Regions from separate parts of the Homo sapiens genome. Here region 2 is linked to region 1. Evidence: read pairs that join two places in POLR2A ChIA-PET (ENCODE). Cell type or tissue: endothelial cell of umbilical vein. All regions are shown on one strand. Links, peaks and the distances in the headings refer to the core of each region. The heading gives the core; the rest is flanking DNA.

What was found. Peaks named below come from ENCODE experiments on the same cell type or tissue, not always from the same donor. Only the 100,000 strongest peaks of a DNase experiment are listed, where the experiment ranks them.
Region 2: POLR2A ChIA-PET joins it to region 1 with 5 read pairs; 2 of 35 experiments call an interaction of 5 or more read pairs at or near these places.

What each region holds. Positions count from the first base shown.
Region 1 is chr13:97,264,244-97,267,167 of GRCh38, reverse strand. All of the region lies in intron 1 of MBNL2 (muscleblind like splicing regulator 2), which reads right to left. All of the region lies in intron 3 of LOC101927385 (a long non-coding RNA gene), which reads left to right. Among named protein-coding and RNA genes, the nearest start is that of MBNL2, 43 kb to the right of the region's middle. In endothelial cell of umbilical vein, for the core only: no CTCF peak of the experiment used is centred there; a DNase peak (open chromatin) is centred at 1,853; H3K27ac peaks cover 2,305 bases.
Region 2 is chr13:97,457,385-97,460,308 of GRCh38, reverse strand. The region is part of intron 1 of RAP2A (RAP2A, member of RAS oncogene family); the gene reads right to left. Among named protein-coding and RNA genes, the nearest start is that of RAP2A, 25 kb to the right of the region's middle. RefSeq lists enhancers at 1-38, 399-448. In endothelial cell of umbilical vein, for the core only: no CTCF peak of the experiment used is centred there; no DNase peak of the experiment used is centred there.

The DNA.
Region 1 (2,924 bases), core at 326-2,825:
CTCTCAGACAAGCTGGGGCTGTGGACCCCAGGTGTCTCCTCCGTGCCATTGCTTTCTAGATAGTTTGTACATTTTTTAAGGGAAAAACATCAGTCATGTCCAATGTTGAGACTGAGATTGATCAAAATTTCAGACCACCTTAAGGGAAATAATTCTGCAGCACACAGTTCCTCCAGTTTACTTTCGGGTCATCTATGATATTTTAGCTGCCTGCCAGACATCGGCCTCCTAGGGAGCTGATTAAAGGATCTTTGCAAAACAAGCCTATTTCTGAGTCAGACAGTCAAGAACTCATTATCCATTAAGTAATTTATAGGATGCCTTTAATTCTTTTTATATAAATCTAATTACAAGAAAGAAACCTTGTCTCCTTGACTCTCCTATTTCTAATTTTCGGAATCTCTGAGTTTCCTATTTTTAATTTTTAAATTCTTAAAATATATATTTTTAAAAAATAATGTTTCCTTCCTGTGAGTGGCTCAATGTTGGAGCGTCCCCACTCTATTTCTGGAGACTAATTTAAAATAGCTCTCAATGTGCTCTCTCTGTTGATCGATGACTTGGCCGCATCCTAAGCCTATCAGATGCAGACGCCTGGGCGGAGAGGGCCCTGGAGGAGCTGCCAGCTGAAGGACTGGGGCTGAGAGCCACTTGATCTCCAGAAGGAGGGTGTAAGACTGCCCTGTAATCACAGCCTCGGAGAAGAGGCTCCTAACTGGGGCCTGCCCATAGGAAGCTCAGTGAACCAAGGGAAACACAGATGTGAATGAGATGCAAATGCAAGTGAATAGAGAACTCGATTGACTTCGCAAAGAAAAACATTGAGGCAGGTAGCAAAAGAGATTTCTTTTAATGGTTTTTCTTTTAGATACCTTTAAATTGGTTTTGTTTTAATTAATTAATTAATTTATTTATTTATTTTTCGTGAGATGAAGTCTTGCTCTGTTGCCTAGGCTGGAGTGCAGTGGCACAATCTCGGCTCACTGCAACCTCCGCCTCCCAGGTTCAAGTGATTCTCCTGCCTCGGCCCCCCAAGTAGTTGGGATTACAGGCACCTGCCACCAAGCCTGGCTAATTTTCATATTTTTAGTAGAGAAGGGGCTTCACCATGTTGGCCAGGCTGGTCTCAAACTTCTGACCTCAAGTCATCCACCCACCTCGGCCTCCCAAAGTGCTGGGATTACAAGGGTGAGCCACCGTGCCCGGCCTAATTTATTGAAAATATAAATAAAATGGTGCCTTGAATGTTCTGCTTGGTTGAAGGACAAGACCAGCTTTTCTAACCTGGACTCTACTCTCTCTGCCTCTGAATAGCTGTGTGATGTCACCTGCTCTATCTGAGCTTCATTTTCCTTGTTTTTCTTCAAAGGGATAGTAACACTTAAGCCATAAATACATGCACTGCAACCAAAATATATTTAGTAGTATACTATCAATAATCTCTATGTGGTACCTAATCTGTATCAACATTAGTTCTTGAGACATCCACATGCATGTACACACACACGCACACACAAAAATGACAGGTGGAAATAACTTTTTTACTAAAAGTTATTTTCTCCAAAGTCAACGAAGTATAAGTAAAAGAAAGTAGAAAGGCTCTTTCTCTGAAGGTAGGTACAAGCTATGAAGTCCTGCCTAGCATGTGAGTTGGACACGCCCTTGATAGACTGTCTTCTAAAACTAACTCCAAACTTTCATTCTTTCTAACTAGAGAAAGAACCGTGTCTGACAATGATATCTTCATTTTACATGGTATTTTGTCCTCTGGAACATACTTTCAGATATATTAATATAAGGGAAATAAAACATAGGGTTACCCAAGGCCATTCAATGACTCAGATAAGCCAACCTTTGTTTTATGATAAAAATAACAAAAGGAGAAATTTCCAACTTTTTTTTCATGTATCTTATGTCTTAAAGTACAAGTGAAAAAGTCATAAAATCCAGGGCTCATTTTAACATGCAAAAATTTCCAATCTCTTTTCATTGCCATTTCCAGGAATGGGTAGAGAAAGAAATCACATCCTCAATTCAAAGAGTGAAAATTTCTAAATATATTCTTGAAACTACAGCCAGATGTAATCTATTCAACACGTATTTGTATTCAAATTATGTTTTTCACTGCATCTGTGTTTTCTATCCAAATATTTATAATTCAGTTAGGAGATGCTCTTATTAGAAATAAAAGCAATTGTATTAGAGACCATTGAAAACTGCATTGCACTTACCGGTTTCCTGGATGTCCAGGAACCAATGGCTGTAGCCAGACAGAACAATGATCGATCTGTCAGCTGAAATCTAGCCCTGAATTCCCAGAGAACTCTTTGTTAGAACTTCCATTTCCTTCCCCGGCCATAGCCTTGGGTGGACAGAACCACTTTCAGCTGACCTTTGTCTTTTTCTCTCTCTCCAGTGACCAGCCTAATGGCCATTTCATTGGCCTGTACACCTACCTATAAATACTAATAACCCCTTTTTTGACAAAATGTTTGTAACACAACTTTTATTATCACCAAATGAAAATCATAGTGTAACCAACAGACACACTTTAAAAACAAAATCAATATATTGCCATAACTATAAATACTGTAATTTACATATCAACAGAAAGCTACTTTATACAATAAATAATATGTATTTTAAAATTTTGATGCTAAGGCACAAGCATATTAGAAGACAGAATGAAGTGTCAGAAGCTGTCACCTGTTTGTTTGCAGCACTGTAATGAATGTAACGGGTACAAATGTAGACTGACACAGGTTTGATAAAAGGCATGGCTTATCAAATTGCTGAATAATTTCTGATGAAGTTCCTAACAAGTTAAATAATAATCTTCTCTGCCGGGCACAGTGGCTCAAGCCTGTAATCCCAGCACTTTGGGAGGCCGAGGCGGGTGGATCACAAGGTTAGGAGATGGAGAC
Region 2 (2,924 bases), core at 145-2,644, 190 kb before region 1:
TTGCTGAGTGCTTAGCACTGTTCTAAGAATAACGTCCAACAGGCTGATCTTTAAGAGATATGAAAGTGTGCATCAGGAGTAAAGCCAAAAATGTTGGGGGAAATCTTATGAGATCTCATGGGGCCAAAACATAAGCAGGAGGTTTCACTTCTACAAGCGGAGCCACTACTGCCAGCATGCTCTGACTCAACAGCAGAACTCCAAAATGCACTCATGACCTAGGCAGTTCCATTTCACAGACAACGTTGTTCAAACACAAATATTTGGGATGGTTTTAACTACGTGAATACTGAAGGCTATACTGAAAACTGCCTGATGTGGCATAAATAGCTAGTAATGAACAATCGAACAATCAATACATCATGTACTTATCCATCCACTCAACACATATTTATATACTAAGTGCTAGCCACTATTCTAGACACTTACATCAATGGACAAAGCAAATAAAGCTCTGTAATTAGCAGAGGGCGCAGACATCAACAATAAACATAACAAGTCAATTCTGGGTTTACAATAAAAGTGTTAAGTGCAATGGAAAAAAAGATGTGGATCAGGTGGTGGGTGGGGAGCACAGGTGCCACAGTTTTAAATAAGATGATCCCAGGCCTTGTTGGGAAAGTGGCTGTGAACAAAGATGGGAAGGGTTTCTGGGAATCTGCTCCCTACCGTGCAGGTTCTAGGGGAAGAGCATTCTAAGCAGGACATGCCCTAGACAATGCCTGAGCCGGCGACAGCATGCCTGTCAGTGCAGGGACCAGCTGTGGGATCCATCTCTACAGCCTCCTGCAGGACTCTGGCAGTGGAGGAAATGCTCATTTGAAGCTAGACCTCAGGAATTCGGGTGCCAAAAGTGGCCTCAGAAAACAAATCTGGCACTTATGACAGACTGACTTAGAGGGCTGACTCTGTTATTTAGGAAGATGAGGTGCTTTGTTAGTGGGTGATGACAGTTACTTTCATGTTCTATTTTCATTATCAGTTTTGCAGGTTGCCTTCATTTTCCCCCTTTTCATCATTTCCCCCTTTTCATCATTTCTTCCTTACCCCCTTTTCATCATTTGGACATAAAGCTAAAGATGCAAAATTCTCAAACTGTTCAATGTATGTGTTATTGTTAACCTGATCATGAGTAAGATACCACCTTGCTTACATCTTAAACATCAGCAGATATCTCACCAACTTCAGCCCATCTTCCTTGAAATTTCCTTTAAGGGCATGACCAGCTCAGACGGTGACTGATGCAGGTCTAATAATTTTATTTCTGTGTGTAGTCTGTGGACAAACACTTTTTTATTGACAAGAATTTCCATAGTGTTGACTGTATTCATGAACCTGATTATAAATGTATAAATAAATAAAACTAGTTCTTTTAAGCAGCTCTGCTTAATGGACTGAATGAAACATCAGAAATACTGGCTGTAGCATCACTTAGCTGTAGAATGTTAATGGGCTTCTCACCGAGACAGCTTTTTAAAATATCAGTAACTCAAAAGAACTTGATGTGTTTATCAAAATACTTTATTTTGCTTTCTCCTTTCTTGTAACTGTCCTGATATGTAGGTATGTATACGTATATATATTTTATTCTGGTCGTGTCTGAACTTGGCTGATCATCAACACAACTTGAGAATTCTTTTAAAGATAGTGATTTCTGGGCCCTATTCCAGAGCTAGTTAATCTAAATCTGTGGGATCAGGACCCAAGAGTCTATTAAAATATGTAATATGTCTATATCTATAAGCTCTGAAGATGGATTCTGAAGTTCAGCAGGGTTTAGGAATCACTGGCCTAATCTACTACTTTGTGACCCCAAACAACATTCTATGTGTATAGTTCATGGTTCCATATGCGGCAAGTCCAGACTCAATTCCTTCTTCCCTTCATTTATTCACCAATGATAAACTGTAGACAGATACCACTACTGTCAGTTTCTGTACTTTACTTTTGAGGGTGCTGCATCGTAGCGTATTTAAAGAAGGTCATACTTCATGTGAATTTTAACATGCTGGTATCTTCTTAGTGATAAGCAGGTTGAAATATAATTCTCTTTGAATTTGGAAATGAGAATCAGAAAGGCTTTTCTAAGTCCCCTCATTCATCTTTTCACACAGTTAAAATCATCTACCAAGAGAGTCCCAAGGCAAAACGTCAAAAAAACTGATGCTTCAATTACTTCCATGATAAACTTACCAAATGGCTTTGGAGCTTACGTCTGAACATTTTTAGTGACGTGGAACTCATACCTACAGGCAACCCATTTTGTACTGTCAGGTCTGTTAAATGTTAGTGTTAAAAAGTCACAGTTTAAAAGTTTACTTGTATATAAGGAACTGTGATCTGTAACACCCTGCCCCTTCTTCTCATAGATTCTAGTTCTTTTACCCTTTAGAATGTAGAAATCTTTTCTCCAACATGATATAGGTCCCTCCTACTCTTGCTCAAATTAAATAAGTCATGATTTTAAAAAAATACCTGGCAATACTTAATAGGAAACAAAAAAACATTTTTTTAATTCTTAATCTTGGCTCTGTGAGAATGATCACTATAACTATTTTGATATCTATCCTTCCAAATTATTTTCCTCCATATATCAATATAAGTATACCTATAGCTTTTATAAAAAGAGATTATACCAATTATATTTGGTAGCTTCAATTTCCACTATTACAGAGCTTTCCATTTTAATAAATAATATGTATCATATTAATGGCTAGGTAGTACTCCATTTTATAGAATCTATAACTGTGCCATAATTTAATTATCTGTCCTCCATTAGCGTATATGAAGATGTATTATATTTAGTAGCCTCAATTTCCATTTAATATTATAGAGCTTTCCACTTTAATAATATGTATCGTATTAATGGCTAGGTAGCATTCCATTTTATAGAAACTATAACTGTACCGTAATTTAATTATCTG